4 separate regions of the Homo sapiens genome follow, and regions 1, 2 and 4 are each linked to region 3. A link is a loop called in an ENCODE intact Hi-C map of the cell type or tissue named here. Cell type or tissue: PC-3. All regions are shown on one strand.

What was found. Peaks named below come from ENCODE experiments on the same cell type or tissue, not always from the same donor. Only the 100,000 strongest peaks of a DNase experiment are listed, where the experiment ranks them.
Region 1: it touches region 3 in a loop (4-fold over the local background); 1 of 110 quality-filtered maps calls a loop at or near these places.
Region 2: it touches region 3 in a loop (6-fold over the local background); 1 of 110 quality-filtered maps calls a loop at or near these places.
Region 4: a loop joins it to region 3, with 4 times the contacts of the local background. A loop is called at or near these places in 1 of 110 quality-filtered maps.

What each region holds. Positions count from the first base shown.
Region 1 is chr9:23,716,322-23,718,821 of GRCh38, forward strand. All of the region lies in intron 3 of ELAVL2 (ELAV like RNA binding protein 2), which reads right to left. Among named protein-coding and RNA genes, the nearest start is that of ELAVL2, 110 kb to the right of the region's middle. In PC-3, no CTCF peak of the experiment used is centred here; a DNase peak (open chromatin) is centred at 1,320; H3K27ac peaks cover 303 bases.
Region 2 is chr9:23,121,864-23,124,363 of GRCh38, forward strand. No RefSeq gene overlaps it. Among named protein-coding and RNA genes, the nearest start is that of LINC01239, 480 kb to the left of the region's middle. In PC-3, a CTCF peak has its summit at 1,362 (motif pointing right); a DNase peak (open chromatin) is centred at 1,398.
Region 3 is chr9:23,825,002-23,827,501 of GRCh38, forward strand. ELAVL2 (ELAV like RNA binding protein 2) reads right to left here and starts at 1,239. Exons shown (of 7, transcript NM_004432.5): 1 at 805-1,239. It overlaps LOC105375992 (a long non-coding RNA gene), which reads left to right and starts at 1,427. Exons shown (of 3, transcript XR_929519.3): 1 at 1,427-1,516. In PC-3, no CTCF peak of the experiment used is centred here; a DNase peak (open chromatin) is centred at 1,440; H3K4me3 peaks cover 2,138 bases.
Region 4 is chr9:23,342,494-23,344,993 of GRCh38, forward strand. No RefSeq gene overlaps it. Among named protein-coding and RNA genes, the nearest start is that of ELAVL2, 480 kb to the right of the region's middle. In PC-3, a CTCF peak has its summit at 1,267; no DNase peak of the experiment used is centred here; H3K4me3 peaks cover 325 bases.

The DNA of each region.
Region 1 (2,500 bases), 110 kb before region 3:
ATATGTATATATAAAAAAACTTTGTTTTTGTATGAAACAAAAAAGCTGTTAAGTCCTTTACATATCCTTCATCCGACCACATCTTCAATGTATAGTGACACCTACCAACAAGTTTTGAAAAACACACCCAAAGTTAAAAATGGCATTAAAACAAAAACAAAACAAAACGAAAAACCTCCAAGAATCTCAACTTTTAATTTCACTTAAACTGTGACTTTTTTCGTCTTTGAGCACACAGAGCAGGTCTTCACTGTCTCTTATAAGCAATAGACAGAAGCTTCCTCATGCAGAGGTTATAAATAAAAACATTCTGCAAGCTGCTCTCCAAAGACAAAAATCCCGTTGCCCTCAGAGAGCAGACCACCAAATAGATGAGAAAGGAAATGTATAGTTAAGAAATTTTTATCCACTTTATTAATTTATTTTATGGCCAAATAAAACTTTATCAATGACAGGGTTAGAGGGCCATGTAGGCAGAGAATAATCCAAGGCAATGGAGAATTAGGCTTCCATACTGAATGATGAAGAGCCCAGCTGAGCCAGAATAAAGATTTCTGTAGGACACTGACAACACTAGAACAGTGAGTTGAGGGCAGAGTCTAGAGACCTTGAATGTCAGGGCAAAACTTTTATGAGCAGAGGAATGACAATCTAAATGTTGGTAAGTATTATCAGACAGAAATGTATGGAAGGAGAATACAGAGACAGTTTCCCATCATAACGCAGGTGAGGAGAACAGTCAAAATCAGTGTGGTAGTAAAGTTAAATGTAAATGCCATCTACAGTTAAGTTTCCCTTTGTACTATAACTAGAAGAAAAACTGCTTTGCAACAATGTTCAGAAACCCAAGTCTTCTTTGACCTACTTCATATAGTAATGAAAATATAATGATCCTTTCCTCTGTGTGTACACTAAATACTGCTTAGAGAAACTTCATCTTGATACCATTTGTAAATACTTAAATGAGTCCCATGGGTCTCCACGGATCTTTGCAGAGCAAGGCAAATATGTTTCTACGAGCAAATTACTTGATCCACCCAAAATTCATTCCTATTGTTTCTCTTATAAATTAGGTCCTCACTAAAGGGGGATAAATGTAAAGTACAGGGCTAGGTTTAATCAAATTTTCCTGCCAATCATTTTTGTAGAAGGTTATTACTTGATAGAATAAGTATACTTTATGGTGTTCAGATGTAAGCTTCTCCTAAAAGGTACACATCACGTGAAGGCCTCTGTGCTTTTGAATGAGACATTCCCTTATGTGTAATACATTTCTTCTTTTTCCGCCCAATAAAACCTAGCTTGTAAAACACCATCAACTCTGAAATCAACACAGAGGCCTCTAGACAGCAAGTGGCATATCCATTTTCATTGTATTCTGCACTTACTCATCATATATCCAAATAATGGTCATATAAACTAAGTGCTGTCTCCCTTACTACACAATGACATCAAGGACAAGGCTACCTCTTGTCTTATTTTAATGCTGTTCAAACATTTAGCAAAGCTAACTAGCCCACATTAAGCACTCAAAATGTTTATAAAATATTTAATTACAGATACTCCCTGTCCAACACTGTATAGCCAAGATTACATGGTCTCAGTAAAACAAAAAAACAACTTGCAATTAAATACTTCTCAAAAACTTTTACATTTGCTTATCCTGGCCCTTTGTTTTGTGGGCAAGGTGAGCACCATGCACATCTTTTAAAGCTACTGACCTTTCCTACAAACTTGGAGACAGGCCTATTAGTCTTGTTATGGTTCCATATAATATAATAAAGCCCTAAGGGGTGGGAAGTCTTGAACATAAAGTAACTACTTCTACTAAATCTTTAACGTATTTTAAAAATAGGATTCCTCAAACACCCAGAGAAAAATTCCTAACAAATAATCTTCCTCTTAAAGGATGTTTTATGTCAACAATCCCCATTTAAACACCTGTTTTAAATTTAAAACACAATCTGCAAGCCCTATCTACATTACAAGTAAACCATACGCTATCCAAGATTTAGTGTTTTGGGCCCTGATTTGACACAATTATCAGGGATCTAATGTATGTATACAGGTATACATACACAAAGAAGTTAGGAAGCCAGCTCACTTTCTTTCAAGGGCAGCCTGTCTTTGGTAATCCTCAATCAGTAGAAACTGTACCAGTTTTTTAAAAATTTAAAAAGCAGTAACAGCAAACACTGCAGATTGCTTATGGCATTTAACAGGCAGAGATGGAAATTTGTGTAAGGCACGTATGATAAAGGAGAAAGCAAGGAAAAAGAATAACAGAAATGTTATTAAAAGCCCTCCCCACAGAGCCAAAGGAAGTTTTACCTACACATATTTTGTGGGGCTGACATAAGTTATGCAACTATGAAAAATTTATTCAATACATAAGGGGATAACCCCTGAAACATTAGTGAGTGTTGTTTTATGACTTTAAGTCTACCAAGATATTTCTCTCACAACATGATTAGACATTAGAGAATAACCATAGGGAAAG
Region 2 (2,500 bases), 700 kb before region 3:
TCTATTTGTCCCTAACCAAAGTCGATGTATTGCTTTACATTATCATTATTGTTAAGACTGAAAGGTGGAAGAGAAAATCTATTCATTCTCTCCTCATTATCTTGAAGATGACTATTAACCATAACCCCAGAACTAAACATCTTAAAAATATTCAACTCAAGGATTCTTTAAGTATGTCAGTAAACATTCACCAGGCAGTGTATATGAAGGAGGTGTATACAGGGTTAGATAGTACTACTATTACTGGCTGTCAGTTACCTTGAATACACTTTTGCATACGAATTTATACATTCTTCAAAAAATAATTATGAGATAAAGGCTATAATTATGCCTCTAGCATAGATGTGGAAACTGAGGCACAGAGATTTAGAAAATTTCCTGTGGTCACAAGCTTTTTCAGGTGATGGAACCAGAATCCAAACTTGGGACACCTGACAACATAGCTGTGTAAGCTCTGCTGCTTGTAAGCGCCAAGGCCTATGCCAGTGACCAAATGTCCCCTATTTTTGCAGAAGTCTTTTTTAATGGGTATTTATTATTTTCTAAGAAATCAAAATTTCACTCAACCGTATCTAATATAACACTGTACATTTTATAAGAAATTTGTGTATTTTGATTTAATAAGTGCTATTATAATCACACAATTTTCTATTGTTTTCAGGGCAAAGGAACAGTTTCAGACCCGTGCAAGCTTGTCTAGACTCAGCTCTTCATAATTATGATTTCGTTTCTATGGACAGAGGGAAAAAGAAAAACAATTTCTACTTTCTATATATCTGAACTTGAGGACTACCAGTAAATACAGAATATTCATAATTCATACAATAAAACCTAACTCCATTTTGCATACAACTGTTCACAACTATTATTTACAACTATCAGCTATCATTATACCAATTATGCCGATATGGTGATATTATATTAACTATCATATTACAACTGTCACTTTCAGCAGTCATTTCTCCAGTACTTCAAAATCACAGAGCTAAGCCTTTGTAATATATTTTCTCATTTATTGCATCCGAGAACACTATGACCTAGATAAAATTATCAGCCCTATTTTACAGTTGAGAAAATTAAGGATCATAAAAGTTAAGTAACTGGCCTGGGTTTAGTGCTGAGGCAGAATTGGAATGTCTTTCTGCTATGTATGTCTGACAGCAAAAAGCATGGTTTTATTATAGTGACCCGATAACAGATCCTGGGCCCAAGGGTAATTATTTTTGAACATACTATACTTGTCAGGCTCTCACTGTATGATTGCCACTTTGCATCAAAATTTATTAAAATATTTTTTCAATCTCTTGCTGAACAAATTTTGCAAAACCAAATAAAAAGAAAGATAATGAAGCATGTGTGTTGGCCACCAGGGGGTGCAAGGTCCAGCATCCTAAATCATGTCCTCAACTTTGCAGGCCTTTTCTTGTGGTATATGAAAAAGGGAACTCTCTTAAGAAAGGCATAGAGTAAATCTAAGGGGTTTTGTAAATCAAAGGTCAACATTCGTTTGAACTACACCTGGTGGTAAATTAATATCTTTGAATTATGAAACTTGATCGAGGATGGGCCGACTGTGATAAAAAGAAATCAAATAAATGGAACTTCTACTATTTCTACACTATTTTCAGCATAATAAAAATTTGAAAGTGTCTGGCAGAACATTTAGCCACAAGAGTTTTTAAGGTATTGATTTCTGGGAGACAATTTCTCTTGATAGACGGCCTACATTTTAACAATGACCACTTCTAAGGGTGGTCTTGCCTGTCTTCACGTCAACCCACATAAATTGGACAGAGTGGGGTATATATGCCCAGCAAGGCAGGCTGGGGGCTCAGCTGTATATCTTTGTTTCTGGAAGTACTATTTCTATATCTAAAATGTATCTGAAGGCATGTTTCCTTGGAGGTATAATGCAACTATTGCCTCATACCTGGGTCAGTTTTGTTTGAATATTTCTGTTGTCATGCCGATTGTCAGCATGGTCCATAATTATGAAGAGTCCCTGATTGTAAAATAAAATAATAAAGAGAAAAATCAGTAGGAGAGTGCCTGGGGTGAATTTATAATGCATTTAAAGTGTGAAGCTGTCCATTTAACCCTTAACAATATTCATTTTCTTCACAATGTGCAAACCTTGTCAGTAGTTTGAAAAGCTATGAATTTAAATAACCTTAAGCAGCCTCAGAAATGAATAATTTGATAGGTATATCTGGCAGATGGTTGAAATGTCGAAGCTTTTTTTTCTTTTTCCCTGAGAACATGCTGCAGGGTTTCTGCCAAACTTAGGTTGTAAGGAAGGCAAAAATCAAACAATAAATGCTCCATATTTGCAAACTATCAACACTAAGATAGCATTTAAGAACAGTTGCCAGTCCCTCCTCCCTTGATTCTTTGGTGGAATGACCTGAAAAGCAATACCTTTTTATTTAAGATGAAATTTTTTAGTTTGTCAAAATAAATATTAACCTCGACTAAGTTTAAAGTCAATGGCCTACTAGTG
Region 3 (2,500 bases):
ACAGCGAGGCTCCCAAGCAGCCGGCACTTCATAGACACAGCTCCAAGGATCTTATTTACGCTTTTCTGAACAAAGGGAATCTCATATCCGGTACAGGCTTAAGAATTCAGCCCCAAATTGGCTATCTTCTTTTAAAACTGAATTATGATAATTGGAGTCCGTGAATCAGAGCCCGCATACAATGATGAGTTCTGACAGCTTCTAACAACCCTAGCCTCAGCCCAGCCCCAGCCCCAGCCCTCAGGCGGCATGTACTTTTTTCAGTCAACTACAACTCGCTGCCTGGTGCAGCATCTAAATTCCATCTGGCAATCCCATCTCCCCAGCACATGCTATCTGGTTAATGCAATTAAGCCTGTGGTTTTCGCTGGTCTAATCTGCCAGTCCAGGCTTCTGATTCCCCTTAATGATTGTAAAGCCTCTCCCGTCCTTCCGTTGCTGAGCCAAAGTAGAGGCATGCATCCCCAACACCCAAGTTATCACTCTCTCCCCACGAAATGAACTTCCGATCTCAATCTTGAAGCTCACTCCACATCTAACCTCCCATTGTACCCCTACTCCCCCCTGGCCACATTTACCACTTAAGTTTCTGCCATGGACATTTACGAATATTCAGTACGCTAAGCATGCGTCCACCGTCTTTTAGTCTAGCTCTTTAAAATTAAAAAAGCAGAACAGTAGCTTTGAAATGAGACAAACATGTGCAATTAACTTCATATTCTGTATTCCGCTCACTTACAGGTTTTCTGGGTTTGCCAGCGCATCGCTGCAACTAATGATTAAAGAAACCAAACCGAAACTTACCTTTCTCCCTTAAGGTTTTTGTGTATGTGTGTTTTTAAAGTAACGGTGCAGTTCTCCCAATAAGGATGAGCAAGAAGCTGCTGGATAGTTCTCTTAAGACAGCACGAAACCTAAACTGTGCTCGGCTTAAAAGAAGCAAATAAAAAGAAACGCTTTCGACCCCAAAGTCCAATGCTAAAAGAAATGGCGAAAAAAAATATGAAAGGGGAGGGGAAACTTAAAAAAGAGTTTAAAAAGACGGAGAGACTACCCTCCTATTGCCGTTCAACTAAACAAAAAGGGGCAAGAAAAACAAACCAAGGAACAAAGAAAAGAGACGAAAGAACGTTTTTTCAAAAAGACGATGTCTTTCTCCTTGTTGCTTTTTAGTAGGTCGCTACAGGAGTAAGCTGCTGCATCTCTAACTAAGAACAGAAATAGGGGGGAGGACGTCTTAAAAGGGAGGTGGACTGGACCACAGATTTATAGCACCGTATCACCAACCCCTTCTCTGCCTCCGCACTGCCGTGTGTGCAGCTGCTCTGCCAGGCTCCTATCCCGGGCAGCACGCGCGGAAGTATACGCCGAATCGCGCCACAACGTAACTTGCTCATCGCCCCAGGATCCTGATTGGTCCACACGCTTCCATTGAGGCCGCCCAGGCGGGGCCGCGTGAGACGATTGGCTATGGGCTTGTGTCACTCTCGAGAGCTCAATGGAGTCCCGTTTCAAGGTAAGTTGTGCGGGGAGGTACACTCTTAACACTGGCGGCGAAGGGAAATGCAAGAAGCAAAAAGAAATGTGGAGAGAGCAACGTGGGAGGGTTGGAACTGTACTATCAGAGTTTGCGATATGGCACGATCTCCTTTCCTCTTAAATCTTTCTGCTTCAGAAAGATTCATTTCCTTTGCCATCACTGCTGCATCTGTGGCATATTTCTTTATAACATTTAACTCTGTCCGGTATGTATGAGTCATTGAGAGCTCCCTCTCTTTGATCTGAGTGAAAGGGATGAATGTACATCCATTATTTGCCCGCATGCCTTTTTTCGATTTGTGTTCAGTACTGTATTTTGTATTAGATGTTAGGTAATTGTATGTCTTTATTTTAATATACGCATATTTCAGATTTATGTGTCCCCATGAACCCCTTTTTAAAGCATCCTTTTAAGATAAAGATGAAGTCAGAAATGCTCTCAAATAAAGCTGCACGGTTTGAATTGGCTTTCACTTCATGTTAGAATAGAAAAGTGTAGGATAAATATCCTATCCAGAAAAAGAGGTATTGAGTAGAGCTAAGGTCCTTCACTTCGAGGTGTCTAATGATTCTCAAAAAGAGCAGCTGTATATAAAACTGGAACAAGCCACTCCTCTGCATTTGCAGACAGGTACAGTCCTTGGACCACACATGTATTGCTGACAGCAAAGATAGTTGAACCTTTATCAGGGCTCTTTCTGTGAGGATTTAAGAAGTTTAACCAGAAGACCAAGTGCTATCAATGCTTCTGCTTCATAGAGGAAGACTACTTTATTACAACCCCATATTTTAACAGCATTCAGGAGACCAAAATACAGTTTTATGCATGATAATTGTTTCTTCCTCTAAGTGAAAGTGAGGTCCTCAGGATCGTCTGGATGTATAAGTAGACACAATATTCATTTGACCTACGTTCTTTTCCAGCCAGCATTTCTCTTTTCAATCTTGAAAGATAGCACCA
Region 4 (2,500 bases), 480 kb before region 3:
TCTAGAATAAACAGGACTGCACAGAACACTGGGTCTTACTGTGGTCTTTGGGCAATTTCCTCCCACCCTTGCCCAACACACAGGGGCAGGCATTCACAGTACGCCACTAGGAGAGGGTAAAAGAAGTGGAAAAGAGAGAAGATAATGCAAAGGGAGAGAAAGAAGAGACACACAAAAGCATGATAAAAAAAGAAAATTCAACAAGGGAGGGAAGGACATGAGAGAAAAGGAAGAGAAATGTCAGAGAGGATGACAGAAGTCCTAGAGACATAAAGAAGCAGAAAAGAAAAGTGTCAAAAAACCAAAATAATAAAAAGAAAAAAGAAGGTGGAAAAGGGAGAAATGTGAGAGGGTTAGGTAGATAGAGCAAGAATTCAGAAAGTACAGGGAATAACAGTGAAAAAGTGGGAAGAAGCTTGGAAAGACTTCATGGAGCAGGAATAGCCTAATATAATTTGGAAGGGACTGCAGAGTTGTCTAAATAATAATGCTATTTGACAGTTTGATATGTATTTATAGCTGATTCCAGCTTTCTCTGAATATTATATAGGATTATCCAGATTTTCTGGGGTTTATCACCACAGGCATGTAGGATTAACAGCCTGATGAAGTGAACAATTATTTTTCAATCTGATCCTTAGGCTTGTAGAGCACTTTTCCCAAGTTCCCTGAACATAGTACATAAAATGCAATAACCAATGGAAAACTGTGTGCATGTGTGTACATGTGATGAGTGTGTACACATTTATCTATCAACATCTAAAATTCTTCGATCTGGGCTTAAAATCTACAAAAGTACTAGGTTCAGAAAAATGCCTTAAAGTAGCAAGTGTTATTGTTCACCTATGATGTGTCAGACAAAGGGAATTAAGTGGGAAAAAAAATAGGAGACAGAGTCCCTGTCTCATAGTGCTCAGAGTCCAGAATGTAGGGTATGTGGTAAGTGGTATGTCAGAGATAGTGCAGAGCTACAGGAAGCATGTAACCAGAGACCCAGCTTAGTACAAGTGGGAATATCTGTTTGAAAACTTAAAAATGATTGAAAACTAACCAGGTAAAAATGGAAAGGGGTTAGGGATGTTGCAAGGAAACAGGAGGATGTTCAAGGCAGAACAGAGCAAAGGAATGATCTCTTTGCTTTACAGTACGTCTTTTTCTATGTCTGTGATCACAAAATATAATGACAGTGTTGAGACAGAATGTTGTGCTGGAAGGAGAGACACATCATGAAAAGACTTGCAGATCTGCTATGGATCTAGGGTTTTATAATCAGGGCAATTCAAACATTGTCTGGGAGAGGGCAGGCTTGAGAAAGGAAAAAGAAAAAAAAAGAAAGAAAAGTTGTTCAGTAAGGGATTACCAATACAACATTTTATCTTCTAAATACTACTCTTTGAAAAGTAGATGAGAAGTGGAAAAGACTGGTGTCAAGAAATCCAGTTAAGGAGCTCTTATAATAACACATACAGTAGAAGAACCAAGGTAGTGGCAGTGAGGTGAGAGCGAGGAATTTGGATTCCTGAAATACTAATTTGCAGAATCAATGGGATTTGGTGATTGCTACATTTGGAGAAGTAAGGAATCAAAAAGTGAATAGCAAGTCAAGAAGTTATAGGAATTTCAAATTCTTTGACATCAAGAAACATGAATTCTTAGCAACAGTTTTGGTTGATTGAACTGTACTGTGTACTCCTGTGTCTTCTGAGTTTCTCTTTATGTAGATATACGTTCATTAAACAAATTCAACAAAGACTTATTGAACGAATAGTTAAACTCATGAGTGATTGCAAGGGAATGAATAAATGAATAAATACAGGCACAAATGAAAGAACAAATGAATGAGAGGAAAATCAAGGAAACAAAGAGTCAATGAACATATGAAAGATTTCCTCATCAGCAAGGATGGTAAATCATATACTCAAAATAGAGCCTCCTAGTTTTAGGAAATCTAGAACTCAAGATGCTAAATGGGGTGCAAAAATAAAATGCACAACAAAAACAGCCTAATGAAGCTTCATTCTCAATAGATGCAGAAAAAGTTTTCAATAAAATTCAATATCTTTTCATGAATAAAAAAAGACCTTCAACAGACTAAATATCAAAAGAATATGCCTCAAAACAATAAGGGCCATCTATGACAAACCCACAGCCAACATCACACTGAAAACGCAAGAGTTGGAACCATTCCCCTTGAGAACTGGAATAAGACAAGGAGGCCCACTCTCACCATTCCTATTCAACATCACACTGGAAATGCTAGCCAGAGCAATCAGGCAAGAGAAAGAAACAGAAGACATCCAAACAGAAAAAGAAGATGTCAAGCTATCACTCTTCACTGACAATCTTATTCTATACCTAAAAAACCCTAAAGATTCCACCCAAAAGGATCTTAGAACTGATGAGTGACTTTAGTAATGTTGTAAGATACAAAATCAATGTACAAAAATCAGTAGAATTGATATACCAATAATATTCAAGCTGAGAGTCAAATCAAGAGCAC